2 separate regions of the Homo sapiens genome follow, and region 1 is linked to region 2. A link is a contact called in ENCODE Hi-C or POLR2A ChIA-PET data. All regions are on one chromosome and are shown on one strand. Each heading gives the region's core, a stretch centred on a gene start or an enhancer-like site at or near the end of the contact. The rest is flanking DNA. Distances are from core to core; before and after follow the strand shown. Region 1 overlaps UGCG (UDP-glucose ceramide glucosyltransferase). Region 2 overlaps PALM2AKAP2 (PALM2 and AKAP2 fusion).

What was found. Hi-C counts contacts between places; a loop is a spot of excess contacts on that map. ChIA-PET counts read pairs that join two places held with the same protein, here RNA polymerase II (POLR2A). Pooled maps may share reads with other maps.
Region 1: a pooled map shows a loop between it and region 2 (7-fold over the local background). The contact joins two enhancer-like sites. A Hi-C loop is called at or near these places in 1 of 37 single-sample maps with no recorded cell type and 5 of 50 pooled maps. POLR2A ChIA-PET finds 5 or more read pairs at or near these places in 1 of 52 experiments (OCI-LY7).

What each region holds. Positions count from the first base shown.
Region 1 is chr9:111,916,485-111,921,600 of GRCh38, forward strand. All of the region lies in intron 2 of UGCG (UDP-glucose ceramide glucosyltransferase), which reads left to right. Among named protein-coding and RNA genes, the nearest start is that of MIR4668, 13 kb to the right of the region's middle. Within about 2 kb of position 1,652, at least 2 of the 41 ENCODE cell types and tissues checked have a DNase peak (open chromatin) inside an H3K27ac peak, as active enhancers do.
Region 2 is chr9:109,972,785-109,977,783 of GRCh38, forward strand. The region is part of intron 6 of PALM2AKAP2 (PALM2 and AKAP2 fusion); the gene reads left to right. Among named protein-coding and RNA genes, the nearest start is that of PALM2AKAP2, 200 kb to the left of the region's middle. RefSeq lists enhancers at 1,599-1,978, 3,149-3,318 and a cis regulatory region at 3,234. Within about 2 kb of position 1,752, at least 9 of the 41 ENCODE cell types and tissues checked have a DNase peak (open chromatin) inside an H3K27ac peak, as active enhancers do.

The DNA.
Region 1 (5,116 bases), core at 402-2,901, 1.9 Mb after region 2:
TTTAAGACAGTATCTTGCTTTGTCACCTAGGCTGGAGCATAGTGGCACAGTCGTGGCTCACTGCAGCCTCAGCCTCCCAGGCTCAACCAGTCCTCCCACCTCACCCTCCCTGGTAGCTGGGACTATGGGCATGTGCTACCACACCTGGCTGATTTTTGTATTTTTTGTAGAGGGTGTTGCCATGTTGCCGGGGCTGGTCTTGAACTCTTGGGCTCAAGCAATCCCCCCACCTCAGCCTCCCAAAGTGCTGGGATTACAGACATGAGCCACCATGCCCTACTGAAAGAATTTTAAAAAGTAACCCCAGGGTTATATGTATCCATTGATTACGAGCATTTCTAATGACCCCATAACTGATTTCTTGTGAATGAAGATTTTGGCCAGGCGTGGTGGCTTGTGCTTGTAATCCTAGCACTTTGGGAGGCTGAGGCGGGAGGATTGCTTGAGGCCAGGTGTTCAAGACCAGCCTGGGCAACACAGTGAGACCCCCACCTTCAAAAAAATAAAAATTAAAAAATTGAAATAAAAAATTGTTTTGGAAATTACAGTTTAGAATGATCTCAAGAGCTCTTGTTTTCACTTAGAGTAGTAGCTCTTTTTCCATTTAGTTATATCATTTAAGTGGGTTGAGGAGAAAGCTATTTTGACATTCATTGTAAGATGAAGAATAGCATCTGCAGATTATTTTATTCTTTGTTAGTACAGAATTTTATTTTCTAATTATAAACTTATATTTAGCTGTATAAATAGAAAGTTTGGAAAGCAGAGGAGAAGTGCAAAGTACCTGCAATCTAAGGGAAATATTTGATTTCACAGCATTTTATTTACTTGGTGAAAACCAAATACAATGGCAAATGTTCCACAGGAGACTAAAGTTAAACCACTGAAATCACGCATATCTGAGCATGAACAGACAAGGCATTTGTGTCACCAAGAAGTCAAGGAGACCCAAAATAAACATTTACGTGACTGCCAGGCGCAGTGCCCTTTCATATTTGCATTTTGCCTGGTGTGAACATCGTTTTACCAGAGTATGGAAATGTTTTCATTTTGGACATAACTTTCTCTTCTAATATTCGATTGGGACTATCATAGGCCATTTGGGGGAAAATAATAAAACATATCTTCAAGTTTTAAAATTTTACTTAATTTTGGACATGTGCAAGAAAATTTACTGCTACTGGTACTTGCTCTGAATTTCTAGGTTTCAATTTTGGTGAGACTAGACTAGTTGCTCTGAAAGATCTCTGCGCTGTATTCATCTTACAAGTCTACTTTTATACTGATACTCATTCCTTGGGAAGACATAAAAGAATGAAAAGGTGATGCAGTTCATTTTCCACAGCATTGAACACTCATTTGTCACCAGCGTAGAAGGGATTTGGGGAGAGATTAAGCAGTAGCAGTAATAGTCAATAATCTGCGTCTAAAGTGGCTTGCTGGCTTTACTTCAGTAAATTCTGGCCATGTGAAGAATACCTAAATCAACTATCAGAGTTCTTAACAGTGAACCTGTCATAACTATGATTTTTTTTTCTTTTTTGCAATTATAGAATTGATTTTTTTTTTCCTTTTGAGGCAGAGTCTTGCTCTGTCACCTGTGCTGGAGTACAATGCCACAATCTCGGCTCACTGCCACTTCCGCCTCCCGGGTTCAAGCAATTCTCCCGTGTCAGCCTCCCGAGAAGTTGGGATTACAGGCGCATGCCACTACCGCTGGCTAATTTTTATATTTTTAGTAGAGAGAGGATTTCATCATGTTGGCCAGGCTGGTCTTGAACTCCTGACCTCAGTTGATTCCCCTGCCTCCGCCTCTTAAAGTGCTGGGATTGCAGGTGTGAGCCACCGTGCCTGGCCTGATTTAACAATTTTAATACAGGGATTCTTAGCAAATAAAATATCTCATCAAATTGTGAAGACACAGAGCTGATAGCTGAAAAATGATTCCTGGTTAAAATCTGATACTTTAGAAAATACTTGGAATGCTGCCTCCAATTTGGTGTAATTTCCAATATCAAAAACAAATGAATCTTATGTATTTGAGTCTGAACTTTTTTTTGGATAATATGAATATGAGTCTCATTTACACTCTGGCTAATCAGAAAGTATTTGTTTTTAATTAAAAATTATGTTTAAGCAGTGTAATCAATAAAAATTAAAACTTCAAGGCCGGGGGCGGTGGCTCACGCCTGTAATCCCAGCACTTTGGGAGGCCGAGGCGGGCGGATCACGAGGTCAGGAGATCGAGACCACGGTGAAACCCCGTCTCTACTAAAAATACAAAAAAAAAATTAGCTGGGCGCAGTGGCGGGTGCCTGTAGTCCCAGCTACTCGGGAGGCTGAGGCAGGAGAATGGCGTGAACCTGGAAGGCGGAGCTTGCAGTGAGCGGAGATCGCGCCACAGCACTCCCGCCTGGGCGACAGAACGAGACTCCGTCTCAAAAAAAAAAAACAAAAAACAAAAAAACAAAAAAAAACACTTCAAACCTTGCATCTGAATAAAGGCAGACTGTACCTCCCTTACTTATAACCTCCCTACTTAACACTAGTATAGCATTTTTCTTCCCATTGAGTATATTTCTAGTACTATATTTTTACAAAGTTTTCTCTTGCTGGGGAAAATAAAAGCTAAGATTAGTTTTTTATTGTACTTTATGGAATTGCATTACTTATAAACATTTCCTTTCATCATATGTACTCATACTCACAAAATAGCATTAAAAAAGCATTAAAGGCTGGGCATAGTGGCTCATGCCTGTAATACCAGTACTTTGGAAGGCTGAGGTGGGCAGATCACTTGAGCCCAAGCATTCAAGACCAGCTCGTCGTCTGTACTAAAAATACAAAAATTAGCCAGGTGTGGTGGTGCACACCTATAGTCCCAGCTACTCGGGAGGCTGAGGTGGGAGGATTGCTTGAGCCTGGGAAGTTGAGGCTATAGTGAGCCAAGATCACGCCACTGCACTCCAGCCTGGGTGACAGTGAAAGACCCTGTCTCAAAAAAAACCATTAAAGATACTATGCTGGCTGGGCACAGTGGCTCACACCTGTAATCCCAGCACTCTGGGAGGCCGAGGCAGGCAGATCACGAGGTCAGGAGATTGAGACCATCCTGGCTAGCACAGTGAAACTCCGTCTCTACTAAAGAAAAATACAAAAAATTAGCCGGGCGTGGTGGCGGATGCCTGTAGTCCCAGCTACTCGGGAGGCTGAGGCAGGAGAATGGCGTGAACCCTGGAGGCCAAGCTTGCAGTGAGCTGAGATAGCGCCACTGCACTCCAGCCTGGGTGACAGAGCGAGACTCCATCTCAAAAAAAAAAAAAAAAAAGAAACTATGCTATGTTTGGAAAAACAAGGAACTCTTTAGAGCAAGCCTGGCTGAGCAGCCTCCTATAGTAGGAAAGCTCGTTGTTACTTTTGCCGTTTGAAAAGTCACTTAACCTCTCTAATCATTATTGTGAAGGTCATTGCCTTTTTGGTGGCTCAGCCAAATATTGTTTTGAGAGTCTGGATGGGAGGCTGACTGACACTTTCTGTGACTTAGAGTCAGCTCTTAAGGAAATCTCAGGAGGGTGGTAGAAGTAGGGCCCTTTCCATTTTCAGATTTTTATCTGGTCTCTGGAGACCAGGTAACTGTCAAGTTGGTTTCAGTACCTCTTGAGTGGCAATTTTCGTCAGTCATCATTAGAGGTAGATATTGGATAGAATATATAATAACAGCAGTATGTAGGTAGAAAGTATGAGGAAAATATACATTGTTTTCCTCATCGACTTAATTATTAAGAAAACATGTTTTTCATTTGACAAAAAATCTTATTAGCTAACCTTCTTCATTAACCTTAGTCTTGGTTCTTTTGTGATCAACTGCAAATTTCTTTTATTTTTATTTTCCCCGAGACGGAGTTTCACTCTTGTTGCCCAGGCTGGAGTACAGTGGCGCAATCTCGGCTCACTGCGACCTCCCTCTGCCTCCCAGGTTCAGGCGATTCTCCTGCCTCAGCTTCCCAAGTAGCTGTGATTACAGGTGTGTGCCACCATGCCTGCTAATTATTGCATTTTTAGTAGAGACGGGGTTTCACCATGTTGGTCAGGCTGGCCTCGAACTCCTGACCTCAGGTGATCCACCTGCCCTGGCCTCCAAAGTGCTGGGATTACAGGCTTGAGCCACCACGCCTGGCCCACAAATTTTTTTATTGGCAGTTTTTGCTGAGATTATAGGTAGTGGGCAAACAATTGTTATTATGCTCACAGGCACTATAAACATTTTATTTCTACTTTTTACTTGTGTATGCTTATCATTGGAAGTAAATATAACAGACTTTGTCGTTCTCTTGAGTTAGTTAGCTTTGTTATGTTTTCATGGACATAATTAACCTCCCTTCTGTGCTTAAAAATGTTCGACCAGTTTTATGTTGTCGTCGTTTTGTTTTTTTTTTGAGATGGAGTCTCGCTCTGTCGCCCAGGCTGGAGTGCAGTGGCGTGATCTGGGCTCACTTCAGTCTCCGCCTCCTGGGTTCAAGTGATTCTCCTGCCTCAGCCTCCCAAGTAGCTGGGATTATAGGCGCGTGCCACTACACTTGGCTAATTTTTCGTATTTTTAGGAGAAACAGGGTTTCACCATGTTTCCCAGGCTGGTCTCAAAAACTTGACCTGAAGTGATCCACCAGCCTTGGCTTCCTGAGGTGCTGGGATTACAGGCATGAGCCACCGTGCCTGGCTGTTCAACCAGTTTTAGAAAAGATTTGGTAGGAAATTTCTTCATTGAGTCAACATGAATTTATTACCACTTCTGGGGAAAAAAATCACTACTTAGAATACATATCCTACAAATAATAGAGTAGTATTTTTGTATGTTAAGGACAAATACTTAAAAAATTTAGTTGTTGACTGAGCATGGTGGCTCACGCCTGTAATCCCAGCACTTTGGGAGGCAGAGGCAAGCAGATCCCAAGGTCACGAGTTTGAGACCAGCCCGGCCAATGAAACTCCGTCTCTACTAAAAATACAAAAATTAGCCAGACATGGTGGCGGGCATCTGTAGTCCCAGCTACTCCTGTTTGGGAGGCTGAGGCAGGCGAATCGATTGAACCTGGGAGGCGGAGGTTGCAGTGAGCTG
Region 2 (4,999 bases), core at 502-3,001:
TACCACGTGACTTTTGTCTCCCTATATCTCCTGCACAATTGCAAGGATTAAACATGCTAATATGTATAACGGACTTAGCACCCTGCTCTCCAATAATGGCTTAATAATGCTCTGGTTTCTCTTCAGATCATATAAATCTTTCACCTTTTACCAATAATGGCTTAATACACCTTTTACCAATAATGGCTTAATACACATAAGCAAAAAGACTCAGTTAATATAGGCTATAAGTTGGAATCAATAATCCATGAAAGAAACCCTGGATAGGGTTTTTAGGACACAGGCACTGCTATACCCTAATAGAATGGATCAACTTTCATTCAGTTAAAAAAAAATCTACTTCTTTTTTATGCCACAAAGTGCCACCTTAAATTTATCTTAGTGATTGAATGTCATACCCAAAAGAATCAAAAGCACTGGAGCAGTTGATCTGGTAGAAACTTCAGCATGTGTTTGTTCATTCCACAAAGGTTTACTAAACCCTTGCTTTGTGACAGGCACTGTATACCAGTTGGCCTTCTCTCTACATTATGCTGTTGCAACAGGCAACCCCAGTAATGGTTTCTTTCTTGCTACTGGAGCTCTGTTCTAGGTGTCTTCATTCCTGGACCCAGGCTGCAGGATCAGCCCCTATATGGAACATGCCATTCTTATGACAGAGAGAAAGGGGTACTAGGAGAACCATATAGTGGCTCTTAAAGTCATGCTTGGATGTGGCACGTGTAGCTTATATTCCATTGGCCAAGGCAAGTCACATGGCCAAGCCTGGCACCAATGGGGTAGGGGAGTATCCTCCTCCCATAGAGCAGCACTGCAGATCTCTTGACAATGAGTGAGGATATATAATCCTCCCACAGGGAAGGCAGAAAGGATTTGGGGGCAATAATACTGTCTGCCACATGCTGTCATGAATGCTATCTAGTTTTAGTCTCTTGATAACTCTGTGAGGTAGGTATTATTATCCTCATTTTACAGAGTGGAAAATTGAGGTTTGGTGTGGCTAACCAACTTGCCCAAGATGTAGCCAGTAATAAGCACAGCTGCCTGAATCGAAGCCAGTACCAATGGTATATAGCCAGCCTTGGGCTTCTTGAGGACTCATTTTCATATAGATGTTGTCATTCAGTAAACATTGATAAAGCATCTACTATGTGCCTGGCGCTGTGCTGGGCATTGGAAACACAGTGATGTGCAAGACAGACACTCTTCCTACTCTCATGGAGTTTAGAGTCCAAAGGAAGAGAGAGGCAGACAGGACACATGTAAAGTATGACTGGTATGTGCTTCTATGAGGGAGATGCAGACTAAAGCAAGAGTCCATGGAGAGAGCATGCAACCAGACTCAGAGCATAAGAAATGGACATGTCTCTGATGACTGCACAGAATGTAAGAGCTGGAGGACTGGGTCACATGGCTGTTGTCAAGGCCCTGCCTGGCAGGGTGAGTGCCAAGGGCAGTTTCTGATTCAGAATTCTAAAGGGCACTCACAAGAGTTCAATGCCGATGGGCATATGCCCAGCCTGTTGCTAACGGGACTGGACAAACCAGTGGCTGTGTGGCAGGAACCTACCATGTGCTTCCGACTAGTGAGTCTGACCCAAAGCCCTTTTCAGGCTTCTTCTGGGAGTGTTGCCTCTGCCTTACCTACACTCAGAGCCATGCATGCTGAAAAAAAAAACCCAAAGACCCAGAGATGTCAACAACAACCTGAGAGAGAAAGAGAAACCCAGATTTGATCTGATTTTGAATCGGCAGAGTGACACATGTTGCTTAGACTGCCAACGCACGCCACTCTCACTTCCCTGAATGGTTTCCATTTTAGTGGCATTGTAATAAAAAGAAGAAGGAAAAAAATCCCCTGCAATGGTTTACAAAGTGTACCGCAATAGTAAGAAATACCATTTTCTCATCACTGCTGCTGCAGCACCAGAGTATGGGGCCCAGCACTAGGCCTGTCTTTGCAAGCAGGACTAATTACATAGTAAGTGATTGCCCCTCAAACAGAGATGGCATGTGTGCTGGGAAATAGGTCACTTCTTAATGAGGTGAAGCTCCAGCAAGAAGCAAGCACAGATGCAGACTATTCCTCTTGGGATGCAAAAGGCATCTGAAAGGTGAGCACATATGTCCCATAGGGGAGCCTCTGGCCAAATGTCACATCTCCAGGGAAATGTCTTTGAAACAGATGACTCTACTTTCAGCTTGGTTATGGACACACACAACCTTGAAAGTTTCAGAAAATATCACAAAGCCAAATATATATGTATCTGCACGTGCACACACACACACACACACACACGTTTGTGTATATTAGGATTCTTAAGAAAAGCAGAACCAATAAGATGTATGTAGACATATGGAAAAATATTATGAGGGATTGGCTCACTCAATTATGGCGGTTGAGAAGCCCCACGATCTACTATCTACAAGCTGGAGGCCCAGGAAAGCCAATGATGTAATTCCAGTCCAACCCAGAAGGCCAGAAACCAGGGGAGTCAGTGGCACAAGTCCCAATCCAGGTCCAATGGTCCAAGAACCAGGGGCACCAGAAGACGGACATCCCAGGTTAAGCGGAGAGAGAAAGTTCACCCTTCCTCCACTTTTGTGTTCTATTCTGGCCTTCAACAAATTGGATGATTGCCCACCCACACTGGTGAAGGCCATCTTTTTACTCAGTCTACCAATTCAATGCTAATCTCTTTTGGAAACACCTTCACAGACATACCAAGAAATAATGTTTTACCATCTATCTAGCCATTCCTTGGCTCAGTCAAATTGATACATAAAATTAACCATCACAGTAGGTATATGTATCTTCTTACCCTTGATTGTATTTGAAAACTACACATGGACACTACTGGGCTTTGAGTGTCGACTTGCTTTAAAAATAGTCTTGGAGCTTGGAAAGGAGCCCTTCTTGGAGAGACAAGCAAACTGACTCAGCCCGAGGGTTATGGGCAGAGAACCTGCAAAAATTGTGGTTCACAGCCACCATCATACATTCCTTGCTAACTCTGACACAAATGGTAAAATGATGAAGAGCTACACATTGCTGGGGAACCACGGGGCCTGTGCATTCAGGGTCAGCCGGTGGGGAGGAGGAAGAGCAGATTAAGCAAGTATGTCCCATGCCCCATGCCTCAATAATCAGGATAAATCATATTTTAATAATGCAGTATTTTAGAAAATCAAATTAGCAAACTATGGCCATGGGCCATCTGCCTGTGTTTATAAATAAAGATTTATTGGAAGCATTTTTTCTGAAACTATTCCAAGTTTTACTGGAACGGAGTGTAGTGTGCCTGTTTAAATTTTACACCCAAGCCAAGTCCTTACCACCTCATCTTAGTCCTGGCCCTGCCTCATATCCATTTACTCATCATTTCCTTCTCATCCAGCACTACAGAGTGCCAGGCACTAGGAGACAGAGCTAACAGTTACTGAGCACTTAATATATGCCAAGTACTATCATTAGCAGTTTACACATATTACCTCACTTAATCCCCACAACAATTTCATAGGTAAGAACAGTTATTCATGCCATTTTACAAAGGAGGAAACTGAGGCATAGAAAGGTGAAGAAGCTTTCCCAAGATCAAACAAGTAGGAAGAGGTAGAGTCAGGGTTCATATGAAGAAGTTTGAGGGCTTTGATGGAGATGGATGCCTGGAGAAAGGAAGGATTACTCAGCTCTGAGAGGTCATCACAGAGGAGGTGACTTTAAGCAGGGTGTTGAAGGGTGAGTAGAAGATTGCTAGGCAGAAATAATAAATCTAGGTTGCTGTAGTGTTTCAGAAGAGAAAATATATCTGGAGAGGTTTTCTCTGGCTTCCCTAGGCCCATGTGTTGCCCTAAAATCAGAACAGCAGCAAAATAATACAAATAACCAACATTTATTGAGTGCTTACCCTATGTGCTAGGTACTGAACTAAGTACTTTATATGTGTTATCTCATTAAATCCTCAAATAAACCTGAGAAATGGGCACTACTCTTATTTCTGTCTGACATATGAAGAGTCTGAGGCTCAAAGGAGTTAAGTAACTTGCCAAAGCTATACAGATAGTAAGTGGCTGAGCCAGGATGCAAAACCAGGGGATGCCACAGTGTGAACCGCAGTGGGCACTGCTCATCTTGTAGTCTGTGCAAAACCCAAAAACTTGGTGCCAGAGCTTCAGGCTTAGCAAAAGCAATATGCCAGTGGTGCTCAAACTTCACAGTGCATCCAGTTCACCTGAAGGGCTTGTTTAAAAAAAAAAAAGCAAGCAGATTTCTAGGCCACCTTAGAATCAGAGATTCTCATTTAGGAGGTCTGAGGTGAGGCCAAGAATTTTTATTTCTAATGCTGCTGGTCCTGGGACCAGACACGGAGAACCACTGTATCACATTGACTCTCAGCAACAGCAATAGTACTGTCCTCCTAAGCTGCACCAGGGAATACAAGTACAGGAGGTAGTTGAAAGAACATGCTTCTTCCTTCTTAGTATATAGATCAGGATCCACTTAGTGAGAAACATTCAACCTCCCTTCTTTTTATTCCAGTTGTCCTTTTCTCTGACACTTGCATCAATTTTCTGATTGCCTAGGCTCTTAATATTGCTTTCTGTTCATGTGGGCTTTAATGACTTGCTCGACATGCTAGTGCTTTTGCAGAATTAGGCAGCCCATGTCCCACCACTTCTGCTCTGAGCCTGATGTGCCTCTTAAATTGACACAAACTCCAGCTATCAATGTGAGAAGGATCATGTGTTTCCTGATGGTTCTCTAGGCTCCACAGGGGCCAAATTACACCAAAAAGTAATTGGTTTCATGTATTAGTCAGGAGTCTTTGGGTTGCAAGTGACAAAACACAATTTGAACTGATCTGGAAAAACTGACATTTACTGACATACATATCCTGATCACAGGAAGAGCAAGGGTGCCGCTGGTCTGCAAGCGTGACACATCAGGGCTTTAAATGCTACTGGGACTCTGCCCTTCACCCCCTGCCTCTCTCTGGGT